Linked DNA regions of Homo sapiens: region 2 is linked to region 1. A link is a loop called in an ENCODE intact Hi-C map of the cell type or tissue named here. Cell type or tissue: PC-9. All regions are shown on one strand. Links, peaks and the distances in the headings refer to the core of each region. The heading gives the core; the rest is flanking DNA. Region 1 overlaps C1orf105 (chromosome 1 open reading frame 105). Region 2 overlaps SUCO (SUN domain containing ossification factor).

Evidence for each region. Peaks named below come from ENCODE experiments on the same cell type or tissue, not always from the same donor. Only the 100,000 strongest peaks of a DNase experiment are listed, where the experiment ranks them.
Region 2: it touches region 1 in a loop (4-fold over the local background); 9 of 110 quality-filtered maps call a loop at or near these places.

What each region holds. Positions count from the first base shown.
Region 1 is chr1:172,446,483-172,455,066 of GRCh38, reverse strand. It overlaps C1orf105 (chromosome 1 open reading frame 105), which reads right to left. Exons shown (of 7, transcript NM_139240.4): 3 at 6,536-6,626. Among named protein-coding and RNA genes, the nearest start is that of PIGC, 6.7 kb to the right of the region's middle. In PC-9, for the core only: CTCF peaks have their summits at 4,744 and 4,948 (motif pointing left); DNase peaks (open chromatin) are centred at 3,766, 5,866 and 7,226; H3K4me3 peaks cover 1,312 bases; H3K27ac peaks cover 4,388 bases.
Region 2 is chr1:172,584,154-172,592,737 of GRCh38, reverse strand. SUCO (SUN domain containing ossification factor) reads right to left here. Exons shown (of 24, transcript NM_014283.5): 16 at 7,652-7,720; 17 at 6,790-6,880; 18 at 2,812-3,978; 19 at 1,667-1,754. Among named protein-coding and RNA genes, the nearest start is that of SUCO, 55 kb to the right of the region's middle. In PC-9, for the core only: no CTCF peak of the experiment used is centred there; DNase peaks (open chromatin) are centred at 3,787 and 6,647; H3K4me3 peaks cover 1,498 bases; H3K27ac peaks cover 3,900 bases.

The sequences.
Region 1 (8,584 bases), core at 99-8,098:
CTAGATTCATTCATTCAACAGTAAACATCTATTGTGAGGCTACCAAGTAAAGGGTGCTGTGACGGGGGTCATACCGACGAATAAAGCAAAGTTTCTGGAAGGAAGTTTCTAAGGAAGACAAAAGAAGAATACAAATTCATTCATTTACCCATTCATTAGGTACTGGAGACATTTAAATAAATAAGACATAGTTTGTGACCTCAAGCTGCTCACCATCCAGTAGCCTATACATCAAGAAGTATGATGGTGTTGAAGGTGCTACAACAGAAATATATCGAGGCTCCAGTGAAGCTGAAAGGGGTCATTGAGCTTAACTGGGGGTGGGGCAGAGAGGGAAGGGTCTGAGAAGGGTAAAAAAAAACAGGCAATGCTTGGGTAGGTGTTTGTGGAGTGAACAAGGATGGTGAGGGTGTTGCAAGCCCAGGAAACACTATACAACAACCTGGAAGAATAATCTAGCAAATCAGCTTCGGGTAAGTGAATGTAGGTTGGGATGGACAGGTTGTCTGGTGGGAGGTTGAATGGAGTGAGAAGAGAGACTAGAGAGGAAATGTCTGTGGATATTGACTCCTCTGCTTTGGGCTGATTCAACTTTCTACCATGTCTTCCTGATACCCCTGGGGGTGATATCCCCTGAAGCTCCAGCTCCTCCCTCCATCCCTCACATCTTTGAGGTATGAGAGTGAGGTACATTTCTGAAACTGCAATTAAGGTAGGACACACTAGATATCATACAAGAGGCACTAATACCTCTGTGCCTTCAGAAAACAGAGAGACCACTTCTGATTGGAGAAATCAGGAAAGGCTTCCTAGAAGTGGAATTTGTACTCAGTCTGAAGGGATGAGGAAGACCTGGACAAGGGGAGGCAGATATGGAAGAATTCTTGGGCAGGTTTGTTTTTAGTAGAGATATAAGTTCTTCACTGAAATTATTTCCTTCACCTTTTTCCAGACTTCTGGTTTCTGCTAAGACTACTATTAGACCCTATAGGAAGTGGAATCTCAGAGCTCATTGCAAATCAAGCAACAGATATTATTTGCAAGATCCCCAAAGTGCATTGCAAGATCTTGCTAGGTTAATGACAACTGTAAATGTGAGTACAGAGTCCCATAACATAATGACTGTCATCTCTTAGAATCTGAGGGATGAAATGCTTATATATTGTCCCACCTGGCCTTGATAGCTACTCATTTAAGACATAGTGTAGGTGTTACATCCTCAGAAAACCTTTCTCCTGGGCTGCTACCATTTCTCACCCTCCTAACCTCAGTTGGGTGCCTGCCTCTTTGATTGCATCATAAACTTGGTCTAGCTTTCTTTGTATTTGCACTATTCTTGATTTTAAATGTGTTTATTTCCTCCACCGGGCTGAGAGTTATTATATTTAAGAGCAAGAATCATGTTTTACACATCTTTGTATTCCTAGAACCTATGATAGAACCTGGCACACAGCAAGTATTCAACAAACATTGGGCAAATGAATGAGTCATTGTAAGCAATTTAAATTATGAGGTCTAAATATAGACACAATCAACCTAAATATATAAAACGAAAAATACATATATAAATGAAGATCACTATTGTAACACGGTCTTCAGGGAAACGTTACAGAACATTAGTGTTGTAGTACAACAAATTCATTCTATGTAATGCACTGGGGAAGAACACTGGCTAGACGCCCAAAAAGCTCTGTTCCAGTCCTGGCTCACAAACAACTTGGGTGACTTTTGTCAATCATATAAACTCTCCAAGTCTCCCTTCCCCTACCGATAATGGTCTTTGTGTTCAAAAAGACAGAGGCGGATGCTCTAATCCTGTCCCTTTACACTTTACATTTAAAGGTAAAAAGCAATCTTTGATCTGTGCTGTACTCTACCTCAGACTTGCTATCAGCTGAAGCCTGGCCTCCAAGAAGAGCTGCTCCATTTCTATCTGGAGAAGGGATGAGGGCATTGAAGAGTCGTGGAAGGCAGCTGTGACAGGCTACTTTAAAGGCGACGCAAACATTTGAGACGCCATGTCCTGCAGGCCTCATTTCCTCCATTCTGTCTTGCTTTCTTTCCCAGCCCTGAAACCCAGGTCTTTGGTCTTTTTCTTCTGTTGCATTCCCTTCTCACTCGGTTTCCTTACGACCAGCTCAGCAGCAATAACAGGAATGGAGAGGGAATTGTCCACATTCACAGTACAATGCTCTGGTTTTATCAGGTCTAGAGCCAGAGGCACTGGAATGTTAATGGGGCCCTCATTTCCCAAGCAGCTGTCCTCTGGATAGCAGATGGCAGTTGTGACAGGAGAGTGACAGCAACCTATGTGTAGCCTGGCCAAGGTATGATGCAGATTTCAGCCAGTCCCCAGAAGCCAAAAACACATTTGACAATTGGAAACATCCTCATACCCTAGGACAATATCTGCTGCGGTGTCTAAGGGCTGACTCATGGCCCAAGGCCATGGCCTTCTTGAACCCTTGGTAAAGAAACAGAGAAATATATTTCTCTCCATCTCCCTCTCCCTCTACTCTCCTTTCTTTCTCTCTTTCGCTCCCTTTCTTTCTCTCTCTTACACACCTGTTCACATAAAAAACAAAAATGTAAGCACCAGCTTGTGATTAAAACAGGCTTCACAAGCACCCTGTGAGGAGTACTGACACATTTGCCTCTGTCCTTTCCTTCAACACCTCTGTTTCTTTTCTCCTTCCCACTTGTAACTTAACTGAGAGAGACCTGATAGGACACTTGGTTCAAATCTTTCAATTTACCCAGGAGAAAGCTGTGACCCAGAAAGGTTAAGAGATTTGTCCAATACCACATCTATTGAACTTCAGTCGGCTAGAAAGTTTTTGGATAAAAAGGATTATGTTTCCTCAGGGGAAGAGTAAACTCTTAGAATCCATATAAAGGCCAGGCATGGTGGCTCATACTTGTAATCCCAGCACTTTAGGAGGCCAAGGCAGGCGGATCATGAGGTCAGGAGTTCGAGACCAGCCTGACCAACATGGTGAAACCCCCTCTCTACTAAAAATACAAAAATTAGCCAGGCGTGGTGGCATGCGCCTGTAATCCCAGCTACTCAGGAGGCTGAGGCAGGAGAATCACTTGAACCTGGGAGGCGGAGGTTGCAGTGAGCCAAGATCGTGCCATTGCACTCCAGCCTGGGGCAACAGAGTGAGATTCCGTCTCAAAAAAAAAAAAAAAAAAAAAAGAATCCATATAAAGGCAGAATTATTTCTACCACATAGAATCCCAAAAGTAGTGCTCAAAGAACAATTTCAATATTCAAAAAAAACCTTATGATATTACACATGTTCCTTCTATCTGAAAATATCAGCCATTTAAAAAAATAAAGCTGAATATACTTAAAAAAACCCAAAATGTATAAAAAATAATATCCATATCCCTACATTCAGACTTATTAAATTTGATTTTTATTACCATCACTATTTTAGGTCAATAGCATTTAATATTCTCTTTAAAAATTGTATTTGTAATTATATGCACTAGATCAACATAAGCAATATAAATATGAAAATGACTTAGGAGTATATGAGGTAGTTTCCTTGGTAGTTATGAGCTTTGAAAATTTAGTCAATGTGAGAGAAATAATAAAAAGAGAGTTCTTAGTGGTGAGAAAATAGAAAGTAAACATCCTATACATCTTCCCCAGCTATGCCTCTGCTACTGCACAGTCTTTTTAGCCAGGGCTTTTTGCCACAGGTCTGCTAAAAGCAAAATAAATAGTGTTCTTATCTTCACTCTGACTCATTAGACTGGAAGAACAAACCCAGATCAAAGTGAGTAGAGAGAGAGTGGGGGCAGGAATTGAGAGGGTGGAGTGGCATTTTATAATCTATTAGTAACTGAGGAGCTCTAGTTAATTTACACCCAGTACCAGCAAGTGGGCAAAGAGATTTCAGAGTCTCCAGCTGCAGTTTTCCGGGTCACCCCCACACACCTGCTGTTCCTTTGCCTTGGATCACTGAGTCAGTCACCTTTTGGCCCAGTTAGCCAACTATCATGATGCACCTTTCTGTTTCTCAGCATCTTGAGGAGTCGTGAGTGGATGCCTGCAAATGGCAGGAGAAAATGAAGAAGCTTCTCCACAGTAGATGTTTAAACGAGGAAATGTTTAGGCTTCATTTGTCTTCACTAAAAATCTTTCTTCTTTGACAGACCTGCCTCTCCTTTTGTCTTGTGTTTTTTGTCCCTCATCTCTGTGTGTGTGTTTCTATCTTGCTTTCTGTCTCCCTCTTCCTGTTATTGTGTCTCTGAGCCTGTCTCCCCTTTGTCTAGTCACTAGGAAATACTGCTCCAGGCACACGTGCACCTGCCTCAGGCACGGGGCTGCTCCGGGGCAGGGGAGGAGTAAGTGGGTGTTTAAAGTTCTGCCCTTTGACCTGTGACGGTGAAGAGGAACGCAGCCAGGTGGCAGGAGCTTTGCACCTCTGCACAGGGTCCGGGGTCTCCAGTTGGCCTCCGGATTGCCAGCAGCTTCTTGTCAGGTCCCTGATTTAGAGAATGAAGGAAGAGATCCTGTCCACAGTACATTCTACTCCCTTGAAACACAACAGTTTCTTTCCAGAAGGGAGCAGCTGCCAGCTGAATCCACGTTTACCTCATGGCACATACGTGCAGGCCTTCATACACGCAGTAGACTCTGGGAGCCAGATTCAAATTTGAGGACGTCTGTGTGACGGGAAAGAATATGACTGGAGGTACTGGCCTGGTGCCCCAACAGAGCAAGGATCCCGGGTTCCCTACTTGTGTTTCAATCTGCAGGGGTGACTCTTTCTCATGTGCAAATCAGTGGAGGGTCAGCCCCTAACAGGATGAGAGTGAGGGTGAGGCTGAGGGGCCTGTGTTCTCTCCCAATAAGAGCAACCTATTTGGGACTTCTCACGGGTCAGCCGGGAAACTGGCCTCCCAGGAGCCCTTTGGGCTGCGCAGCTGGAAGCTGTTGCTCTTAACTGTCATCTAGTGGCTAACTATGAATATTGCAGCCACAAAAACCGCTATACCCTGCTGGAGAATGGCCTCTCACTCCTACTGGTCGTTAGCATTGGCTTTCCTTCCCCATTCTCCACTCCAGCCAGGCTGGGGCCTGGTGTCCTAGTGCCCAGGTTGCCACAGTACAGAGACCCAGAACAAACCTGAGATGAGGAGGCATTCAGCGGCAGGTGAGACCTGTCTAAATAGGAAGTTCACAGCGACTTGATGACTGGAAGGCTTCTTGCTGGTTCTGCAGCAATTGCTAAGCCAGTCCTGCCTCCCCGCTCATCCCCCACCTCTACCCAGTGCACGTCATGGTGGCCATGTTACCTACTTGCCTGTCCAGGGTGTTAGGGGGACTAAGAGATGACTCTTAAGCAAAGCTTGGACCCTGAAACTCCGGTGTTGAAAACCTTCAATGTGTCCTCTCTGCTCTTGTCTGTTGGGCCCTGTGTGCATTAGCTGGGCCCAGCCGCGTCCTTGTTTCCCTTTCATGTATGCTCAGAATTCCTTGATATTCTTCAGGCATTTCCTCCTGCACACTCAGTCTCCACCTCTTTGCTGATAATCTTCTCTTCTCTTTCCAGTTCTTCCTCCACCCCTGGCTCTTCCCTCCACTTGAAAACAGTATCTTCTAGGTCCAGTGCAGATGCCACTTCCTCTTGAATCATTCCCTCACTTCCACTCTGCTTGCCCAACCTGGGGGTAACCTTTGCTCCCACCTTCTCTCACAAGTGCTGTGCCCTGTTTCTGAGACGCATTCTCAGTTGTGTCCCTGTCCTGTCTGCTCACTCATCTGTGTAGCTGCGGCTGACTCACTCATCTCTGATGTATTAAAGCAAATACAAAGGCCTCCGTAAACATATATTGACTGACACCAGGGCTCCTAATAATTGTGGCTCACATTCACTGAGCTCTTGCTCTGGGTGGGGCACCGTGTCGAGTGCCTTAGGACGCTGCTTCAGGCACTGCCTATGACAGCCCTGTGAGGAATGTGCAATTTTTCAGGTGAAAAAATTGCTTATCTCACCATATATTTTCTCTCTTTCTCCACCTCAGGGAGGTTCTGACTACCCAAGCACTGTAGCCTGTGTGCTTGCTCCACAGTGACACCGAGGGTCACCTGGCAGCCGGTCATGGTGGAGGGGAAATGAGGAGTTTTTAATGTAAAATTCCACAGGTGTAGGGAGTTGTAGGTGGGAGACATAAGCAATCCTTTGGGGGAGGCAGTAGAGACTCCAGATTGGTTCCAGTCACAGGCTGATAGGCATTCCCTGGAAGTCTTGGGGCAGATTCCTCCATACTAATTTTTAGTTTCCTGTTTTGTTGATTCTAACCTTATGCCTGTATTCTTAGTTCTAGTGGACTGGGACCCTAAGGCACTTGAGACATAGTGAGGGGGGTGGGGCCATTCATTTCATTTAACAAATATTTATTGAACATTGATGGTGTACCAAGCACAGGGCTGTGCTAAGGAGATGGGACATGTATTCATATTCTATGTCATTCTAGAACTGCTGTTGGTTTCATTTCAACAAAAATTTTTTAGTACCTTAGATAAAACATCTGGAACTTGAAACAAAATTGGCAAATTCATATTCTTCTTGGATGAAGTCAGAAAAGTCGCAGAGGTATGAGGATATCTAAGTAATTAAAACAAGAGAACGTTAGAACCGCAGTCCCATGTTTGAAGAGCCAGGCCCTTGGTTGTTTCTGAGAGAATACAAGGGACACCACAGGGAGCTATCTTCCACTCCAGTTCTGGAGCACTCAGGCCATTGGGGAGCTCCCAAAAGATGGATTTGCCCTCCTATGTCACTTTGGCTTTTCTGTCCCTTTTGTTTTGCACTAACCAATTTTGGATTGTCAGACACTGTACAAACAAGGCAGGATAAAGATTGTTCACAACAGTAGATGTGTAATGAGCGAAATGAATCCCAGGTTTCCTCTTTGAAAGGGTCTGCACTCAAGTTTTTGATGTTTAACCTGCACCTGTCCCCTTTCGTACCTGGGCTGACTTCTTGGAGTTTGTGTCCTTGCACCCTGAAACAATCCACCTGTTTCCTCCCACAGAATGTCTTCTCCCTTCACCCATTCTTTTCCTTTGGAACATTTTTTCTTTCTAGTTAGCAGTTGAAGCAGTGATGTTGCAAGAACACCAGTTCCTTTTACAGGGTGACCTGCCTGCGCTCTGTCTCACTTGGCACTGTGGTTCATTTCATTACAGTGTAAGGGGCCAAGGCCTGCAGGGGCCTGATAATCATAAACTGTGTGTGTTGCACCATTCATGCCCCTGGCATCCAAGAAATAGAAACTCAGAATGCTGGCAGTTTTGCCGGGAACACACCTCCTCTCTAATGAGGGAAGATTTCATTGTCCATTGTTTATTTAAAACAAAGGCATGTGAAAGGAGTTTGATGCTCATGAGACATTTCTTGCTTCATTTCTCCTCACACTTCCCTGGGCCCTGTAAGACCAGAGATGGTGGGTCTGACATGAGTGCCCTCGGGGTCTTTGTCTTTGATATGGGAATAGGCTCTCTTGGACTTGTCACCCAAATGCTGACCAGCAGAGACCAGGAGGCCAGTTTAGAACTCCTTCAGCATACAATAATCTTATATAAACATGACCTTAGTGTGACTTGAAGGGCTTTGGAGACTGACGATGAGTGTGGCTTTGAAATTGTCAGGCCTACCTGAGAGAGTCCTTGAAGGAAGTGGGTCAGTACAGGCACTTCTTATTACAGCCCAGCCTCACCTCCTCCAACCCTGTAGGTGTGTTTCCATTGCGCACACTTGGAATTACTCTGAGCATATTTGGCTAAATGTTCCTTTATCTTTTTTCAGACTGTTCTGCATTAGAACTCTTTGCTCAAGGGTATGTAATGCTTAAGGCACATTGAGAACTTTCTCCCAAAGTCTCAGTAAGGGGCTTTGCCAAAAATAAACAGCTTGGAACCCGGAGCTTTGGCCCACATGAGGAGCTTTTAATCCTTAAGATCTTTTGATACTTAAACCATCCTTTCAAAAGACTTTTCATTCCCGTCTTGTCCTCCTGAGAGCTCAGGGCACCTCAAAGGTGCTGTTCGGTCACCTTTGTTGTGAGGTAGGTATATTACATTTTTCTAAACAAGAATTAAGATTGCTACCCCAATCCTCCCAGAATAGCGATGAGTAGAGCTTCACTGCCTGCCTAAGGTAATTTCTCCTTGTGCCTAGCTTAGGTTTGGCTGGCTGGAGGAAAAACTGCCCACTCCCTTTCCAGTTGGCTGTCAACAGACTGTCTGCTCTGACCCTCCAGGACCTGGCTATGAAAGTGAACAGGTGCTGCCGATGCCCAGTTGTATTCTAGGCCTACCCTTCTCCCTGATCTCCACCCTCTGCCAAAGGCTTGTGTAATTAGAGACCAAGGGAGCTGGGGGCAAGAGAGCCATGCACAAGGATACTTTGCTCTTCGCTGCTGGGGCAGGTCTAATGGGCATGGGGGTAGTATGGGATGGTGGGATATTACCCTATTAGATCAAACACTAGCAATTTCACATAAAACATCCAGATTTCTAGTACTGTTAGAAGACCCAGTGGATCTGGCCTCTGGACTCACA
Region 2 (8,584 bases), core at 410-8,409, 140 kb before region 1:
AGCAAAAAGAACAAAGCTGGAGGCATCATGCTACCTGACTTCAAACTATACTACAAGGCTACAGTAACAAAAACAGCATGGTAATGGTACCAAAACAGAGATATAGACCAATGGAACAGAACAGAACCCTCAGAAATAATACCACACATCTACAACCATCTGATCTTTGACAAACCTGACCAAAACAAGAAATGGGGAAAGGATTCCCTATTTAATAAATGGTGCTAGGAAAACTGGCTAGCCATATGTAGAAAGCTGAAACTGGATCCCTTCCTTACACCTTATACAAAAATTAATTCAAGATGGATTAAAGACTTAAATGTTAGACCTAAAACCATAAAAACCCTAGAAGAAAACCTAGGCAATACCATTCAGCACATAGGCATAGGCAAGGACATCATGACTAAAACACCAAAAGCAATGGCAACAAAAGCTGAAATTGACAAATGAGATCTAATTAAACTAAAGAGCTTCTGCACAGCAAAAGAAACTACCATCAGAGTGAACAGGCAACCTACAGAATGGGAGAAAATTTTTGCAATCTACCCATCTGACAAAGGGCTAATATCCAGAATCTACGAAGAACTGAAATTTACAAGAAAAAATCAAACAACCCCATCAAAAAGTAGGGAAAGGATATGAACAGACACTTCTCAAAAGAAGACATTTATGCAGCCAACAGACACATGAGAAAATGCTCATCATCACTGGTCATCAGAGAAATGCAATTCAAAACCACAATGAGATACCATCTCACACCAGTTAAAATGGCAATCATTAAAAAGTCAGGAAACAACAGGTGCTGGAGAGGATGTGGAGAAATAGGAACACTGTTACATTGCTGGTTGGACTGTAAACTAGTTCAACCATGGTGGAAGACAGTGTGGCGATTCCTCAGAGATCTAGAACTAGAAATACCATTTGACCCAGCAATCCCATTACTGGGTATATACCCAAAGGATTATAAATCATGCTGCTATAAAGACACATGCACACGTATGTTTACTGTGGCACTATTCACAATAGCAAAGACTTGGAACCAACCCAAATGTCCAACAATGATAGACTGGATTAAGAAAATGTGGCACATATACACCATGGAATACTATGCAGCCATAAAAAAGGATGAGTTCATGTCCTTTGCAGGGACATGGATGAAGCTGGAAACCATCATTCTGAGCAAACTATCACAAGGACAGAAAACCAAACACTGCACATTCTCACTCATAGGTGGGAATTGAACAATGAGAATACTTGGACACAGGGTGGGGAACATCACACACCAGGGCCTGTTGTGGGGTGGGGGGAGGGGGGAGGGATAGCATTAGGAGATATACCTAATATAAATGACGAGTTAATGGGTACAGCAGCAGCACACCAACATGGCACTTGTATACATATGTAACAAACTTGCACGTTGTACACATGTACCCTAGAACTTAAAAGTATAATTAAAAAAAAAATTAAACAAATCTTTCTCTACAGAAGATAATGATGCTAATAGCTATGTAACTTTCCAAACATGACATCACATTAATATAACAGGCTTAAACACCAGCTAGCAGGGGGAAAAAGTGAAACTACAATACTTACTGTTTACCAGTGAGACCCTACAGAATTCAGTGGAAATTTATATAAAAAGTAAATAAGGGATGTAGAAACCAACCTGCTCCTCTGCTATTCTTGAAGTATTCTGAAGTTTCACGATTGTTTTATTGAAAGCCTTTTGCATTTCTTCCATTTGTTTTCGGTACCTATGAAGTAAGAATTGGTCTAAATCAGCTTTAATTTCTTACTTATTCCACTTAGTAATGGAAACATACTTCTGATTTTGATATATGAGACAAATCTATTTTTCTGAAAGTGACTCTTATTCAGGCCTATGCAATACAATTCTATTTATCTTCTGCTATGTAAAATTTAGTAATTTCTGTGGTTCCCTTGGGATGCAGATGGAGGTAGGGAAAAGTAAGAGCAGGTATGGGGTAGCTAAGTGGGCATGTTACACATGAACACACACACACACATGATTAGCCAATTAATTCTATGTATGGATTAGAAAAATTTCCTACTTCAGATATAAGACTGCCTTGGTGACACCTTATTAGTGGCATTTCAATTTAAGAGATGTAAGAAAAGGTGGTGTTTCAGGAACTCTGGACACTTGTGCCTAGATGTTTGCAAAACGTTGGTAGAGAAGCCCTAAGGACAGACAATGGACACACAGAGGATAAAAAAAAGAGTAAATAGGTTTAAAAAGCCAGGCCTGGTGTCTTAATGAATTGGCACTGTCTCTGGCACTTAAAAGCAGAAATTATTACAACTAGAACTAGGATGCCGAGACCTGTTTAAAAGAGAGCAAACTGCAAATGTGCCCAATCATCCAGTTCAGTCCATCTCTGTCTTCACTTATCTAAACTCTTAAGTGATATCTGGTCAAATTCCACTAAAAGCTTTAAGGTCTATATACTATCATTTTTTTCCATGAGCCCTCTGGGAATCAAGCAGAAAAAGTGGCTAAAGTTAAGCAACCGAAAAAAGGTGAAAGTGAGTATAGATAATTCAAACTTGTTGCCAGCCTAATAAAAGTGTTTTGTCACTGGAAAGTACTTTTAAAATTAAAAACAAAAAATCAATTCATTAAGGCACTGATCAGCATTCAAGTAGCTTTCTTTCTCTCTCTTGCTAAAATTGCGCTTACCTCTATTATATCATGAGATAATTAAATCCTCTCCTGTAATCACAGGTCATACTCTATGCTGCTTAACTCACTGTGTGAAGCTGACTGTGCTAATTCATAATAAAGCTTACCTTTGGCTAAGCTCCTCCAGATAGCGACCACTGAGAGACATGTTAACTTCTAAGGCTTTAATACGATTATTAAGTCTCATAAATACTGACTCCTTTTGGTTTGATCCATGTACAAGATTTCCATTAGCATATCCTAGATCTGTAGAATTTTGCAATTCAGCATAAAAATCTGTAGCTGTCCTCTGTAACCCTCTCAAAAGGGCATCTTCTGGAGACTGTTCTTCTTCTTTTACTTCAGGTAATGAAGAAGAATCCACAACAGAAATCAAAGTTTGCTTTGCTGTGTCAGCTATATTCATTTTGGCTTCCCCATCTTCATTGTCGGGTACAGTGGCTGTATTTATTGGTGGCACTATTGTTTCAGACAGCTTTGTGAAAATTTGCATGGAGTTCACATCTTCTTTTATAATATTATCCATTAACTCATTAACTTTATTTGTTTCATAGGTAATAGATGGTTTCTCTATAGAACTAAAGCTCTCAGACTTTTGTTCTGTTTCATTATCGATCTCAACAGAACTCTCTTGGGGAATCACTGGTGATGGTATATGTCCTGCCTCATATTCAACAGACTCAGATACTTCTATTTTAGGCAAGGGATTGATTTCTGGGGTAATATCTAAAAGAAGAGACTGAGAAAGAGTTTGAGAATGGCTTGGTTCAAGTTCAACTGCATCTACAGTGTGATTCACCAAGTCATCCTGGTGCATACTACTACTTAAATCACCCAGAACAACAGTTTCAGCTTCCCTTTCTATATTCGTATTTTCCAATTCTCCACTCAGAGGTTGCAATACTGAAACATCTACTGATTCCGCAGGAAGTAGTAAGGGTGGTTGAGCTAACACAAGATAATCTTTTCCTTTACTCAAAGCAGTTCGGCTGCGCTGCCGATAAAGAGCAACTCTAACTGAACACCATTTATATATGTATTCTGAAAAACTAGAAATACAACAAATTGTGGTCAGTTCACTGCAAAATATTTGTGTCTCTGACTCAAACCAGGGTGATGATTCATCTTCCTGTTCACCGCTGCCCAGAAGGGTCACTGTAGATGGACTTGCCTCCTCTTCCTCCTCTTGAACTAACTGTACAATGGGACTCTCTTTTGGAGTATCTGGTGTTGACGGCTCCATGTCATGTGTGTGTACTTCAGTGGTTACATACCTAGAAATACATATATCATAATTATAAATCACTTACTTAGAAGTCTAAAGTTGAAATATGTTAAAGAAAAATAAATGTATCCATACAGAAGATAAAAGGTTGGAAATATAGAAGAAATTTGTTTTTGGATAAATGTTTCACCTACAAAACACTTTTATTATAAAAACAAATACTGCTCAGAAATGATAAGAGAAATACTATTTATCAAGTGACTAGCCAGATGACTCAAACCACCATATTTACCATATCAAACTTGCTTTCTTTTAATCTGTTTAAGAATTGTTTCTAAGTGAATACTTCCATTCACTGAATGTAGTGTTCCTTTCCTCTCATAAATATTCACTGAATCTTTACAAGCTTCACTATCCCTTACACATCAGAAATTAAGCCAACTAAGAGCTAGCTTAATAAACTAGCTTAAATAAGGTCCAGAGCTAAAACTAGAATCTAGGATTCTTAATATTTATGAGTGCACTTTGTACTTGAATACCCTATTTTCAAAAGGCAGCTAGGTTGGTCTCAAACATAATTTTTCTAAGAATGATTTGAGGAACTCCAATACAGCATTAAACACACAACGCACACACACACCTACACACATAGGATTATCTACTTTAAGGACAAGAAACATATCTCCCTTCCTAAAATAATTTTGCTATCATCTAGGCTAATCTTCTAAGCCAAATACCTAACCACTTTAATAACAATTCTGGCTTATGATATGCTAACAGTGCTGCTATTAAACTACTAGTGCCACTATTAATATTCTATCCCATTTTGAGGCTGTGGAGTATGTATGTGGCATACAGGAGAGTGGGGGGATGAAGCTTATGGGGACAGTGTTATAAATTATAATGCTTGTGATTCCTTCCAAGATAAAGATAGTTAATTACTGGGTGTAGCCTTATACATAAAAAGTCCAATATGAAAAAATATGGTAATTTCAATACCAAAAATAATTATGCTCAAACACACATTTTCCCATTCTGAAAAATTACTAAGCATGCCAGGAAATGTCTTCAAATAAAGACTAATGTCACAATAGCAAAGACAGAAGAAAGTAATAAAATAGTATCTATGATGTAGACTTTCATTTTGGTAGTAAAACAGTAAATGGACCAAATTAAAACATAATTAGACTACACTTCGGTAAATAAAAAGATATTTATAGCCATATATATTTAGTCTCTAATAATATTTCTTACATATTCAGGTAATATATTGCTTTTCTACCAAATAATTTATGACAGTAAAAACAAGTAATGTCTGAAGAAGGGGAGAGAGAAAAATTATATTGAATTTGGTAAAAAATACTGAATACAGATGTTATATCCCATCATACACACTGTAATCAGAAATATACTTTAAAAGTTTTTTCTCAAATTCACATGGCAAAACCTACTAAAACCTAGGAAAAGAAAATAAGTTGGCTTTCCGTAACTTTAACAGTGACATCCTATCATGGATTCCTTCATTTTCACATATTTGCTTCAAAAGATTACTTCAAAAGCATTAAAAAGAATTTAAGACAAACATGAAGAAATACTGAATAAGAAATTATGCAAAAATATCTATTAAAAAACTAATATGGAAAAATAAAAACTGCTACGTTAGCCTGTGACTACAGCTTTCAACAAATATTCCTACTTGTGCACATATGTGTATGAAAGTGTGTACATATATATATAAAAAACCAAATCAGTTTTATTTAGTTTTGAAAAATACGACATAGCGTGTTGTTAACTGAAGAAACCTAGTTACAAAATCAGGAACAGCAATCACAGCTCCACATAATTAGAAACACCAAGAATGTCTCTATCCCCAATAGATTTCTTAGGTCCTTTTCAGAATCAATAACACATACGCTATATTTTCTAATTACCCAATAAATATCTCCAGTAACTTTCAGGATTAACACAGGATAATATAATTTTCTCACTATGCCTTTCAAAGCATCAAAATATCATTTTTGAAATAGTATAGTTCTCAGGAATTGCAGTTCAAAGCATACCCACTGCAGGTCTCATTACATACTATCTTGAACTAAGTGGTTCATTTCAAATATCTTATACTCTTTAAGTAGAGTTGTTCTAAGATAAAGGACTTGCAAAGTTTTGTAGGGAGTGTATCTAATGAAATATACATAAATTAAGTCTACAATAACTACCTGATTATCCAAATCATTATAAGCTTATTATTTATTATAGGTAAGAAGTAGAGGTACCAACTAAAGTAACCACCTCTGGCAGAAAAGACAAAAAAGGTAAAAGATATATCTATTACCTATTTAGATACATCCCTGCCCAAAGTGTCCCCACTGCAACCTGGGGAAAGGCCTACATGATTCAGAGAAATGGAACAGTTAAGAGCTTGCTGTGTGGCAAATACATTATTCAAGAACCACTGCTCTAGGTATTTTGGTAGCTTTCTAGGGATACCACAGATCAATGCTTTTAAACTTGAACTTAATAAAAAAAAGGGGGGGCCTTTAAAATTTGTCCTCAAGCCTATACCTGCAGAGTAAGGTCAATTATTTCCAGTATGGAAAAGAGTCACTGTTGTGAATAATGAAAGTAATATATAATACCCCCCCCAAAAAAAGTTTGATCTGAATTATATTCCCAGTATGCATATACACTAATGGGAAGAAGCAACTCAGATTTTCTAAGTGGCCACAGAATGTCTATCCTATGATTCAGAGCTCTCTACAGGTAATCATTTCACACACAAATCACAAATTCCTTTTTTTATACTAATATACTTATCTCTCCATTGTAACAAAATTCTATTTAATATCACATTATAACTTACTCAGGAGATGGAACAGGAGTTGAAACAGGAGTTGATTCAGGCATTTTAGGTGCAGCTGTGGCAGTGGCATTCTCAGATATACTTTTATTTCCTATTTTAAGAAAGATGCCCAATGTTGAGTTCAATTTTAAAAGCTGTACCATGAAAATATTTTACTAAAACAAATTTCTTGGAAGAGAAGAAAAAAGCCAAATAGGTTTGCTACTGCAGACTTTTTCTTAAAAAATCAAAGTTCTTTTAGGAAGAAATGATCATATAAGATCACAAGTAATATATATCGTTTCTCAATTTCTCAGATAATTAAATCAAGTCAGGTGACTATGAATGTTGTGTAACCTTACGTGATTAATATGCCTTCTAGATACTGAAAGAGTTGTTAAATGAGAGGAAATAAATGAGTCATTTTAAGTGTTCACTTGGATCTAAGCATTTTTTAAAAAAACAAAAAGGCAAGACTGTTTCTTCTTGCCAAAAATATTATCATCTGTCATTCTCTAAGGAAAAGATGGCTTTCTAAATCAAGTAGCTATTTAACACATAAAAGAATAACATACTTGAAGTACCATTAGGACATCAAAATCTCGGTAAAGAGATAAGGAATAAAATCATTGCTATTAATATTAGAGCTAGGAGAAGTCAAAAGGCAAATTCATAAGTTTTATATAGACAGTATTCTTTTATAAAACAGAACTTGTGAAATTCAAATAAACAATGAATAATAAAGATTGGTAAGTTCCTCTGAATTATTTCTATATTTCTAAATGTAAACAATCAAATTTTCTTAACTCATTACTTGATTTTCCTAAATATAAGGATCCCTGGAGTACCAGCTATTTAAAAGACCCATAAAATGATTAGGTACCTTCTGTCAGGTCTTCAGTTTTTGCTCCCAGAATATTAGCAGCAATATTCACCATATTTAGAATGGCATCTAAAACAAAATTCAATCAGAAAAAGTACCAAATACCTAAATATTCTAATATAAATTAATATCAGATAGTCAAAAAATCATTTAGAATGATCTTTTGCATTTTTTGACTGGTTACTTTTGTATTCACCTCACAACTAAAGTCCAATATAGGACACAAATAAATTTTAGCCAAAAGTGTAAAGTGTGTATCTAAATTTTTATGTTCAAAAGGAATTTTATATTTAAATATACTTTTCGTTTTGGAGACGGAGTCTTGCTCTGTTGCCCAGGCTGGAGTGCAGTGGTGCAATCTCGGCTCACTGCAACAACCTCTGCCTCCCAGGTTCAAGCAATTCCCCTGCCTCAGCCTCCCGAGTAGCTGGGACTACAGGCACATGCCACCACGTCCAGCTAATTTTTTGTATTTTAGTAGAGACAGGGTTTCACTGTGTTGCCCAGGCTGCTCTCAAACTCCTGAGCTGAGGAAATCTGCCCACCTCAGCCTCTCAAAGTGCTAGGATTACAGCTGTTAGCCACCGCGCCTGGCCTTAAATATACTTTTCTTGTAAAACTTCCCTAGACACTTTACCAAAACACTGTCTTCAGCATACTATAAACTCAAGTATAACTCAACATACAGTCTGTACTGGGACAGGGAAAAAAATGTGATGACCAAAATTCTTATTTTACAGAAAAACCTATTTTTCTTTAAAAATTCTCTACAGTTTAAAATTTTAAAAAAGTGTAAAAAAGCAAATGCTTTTCCTACATTATGTGATTATCACAGGTAAAAACAAAACAGAGATTATCCAAAAAAAAGCAGAAAACATTTTCAATGATTAGCCTATCATATCTATGGTAATATGGTTAAATTCTAAATTGATA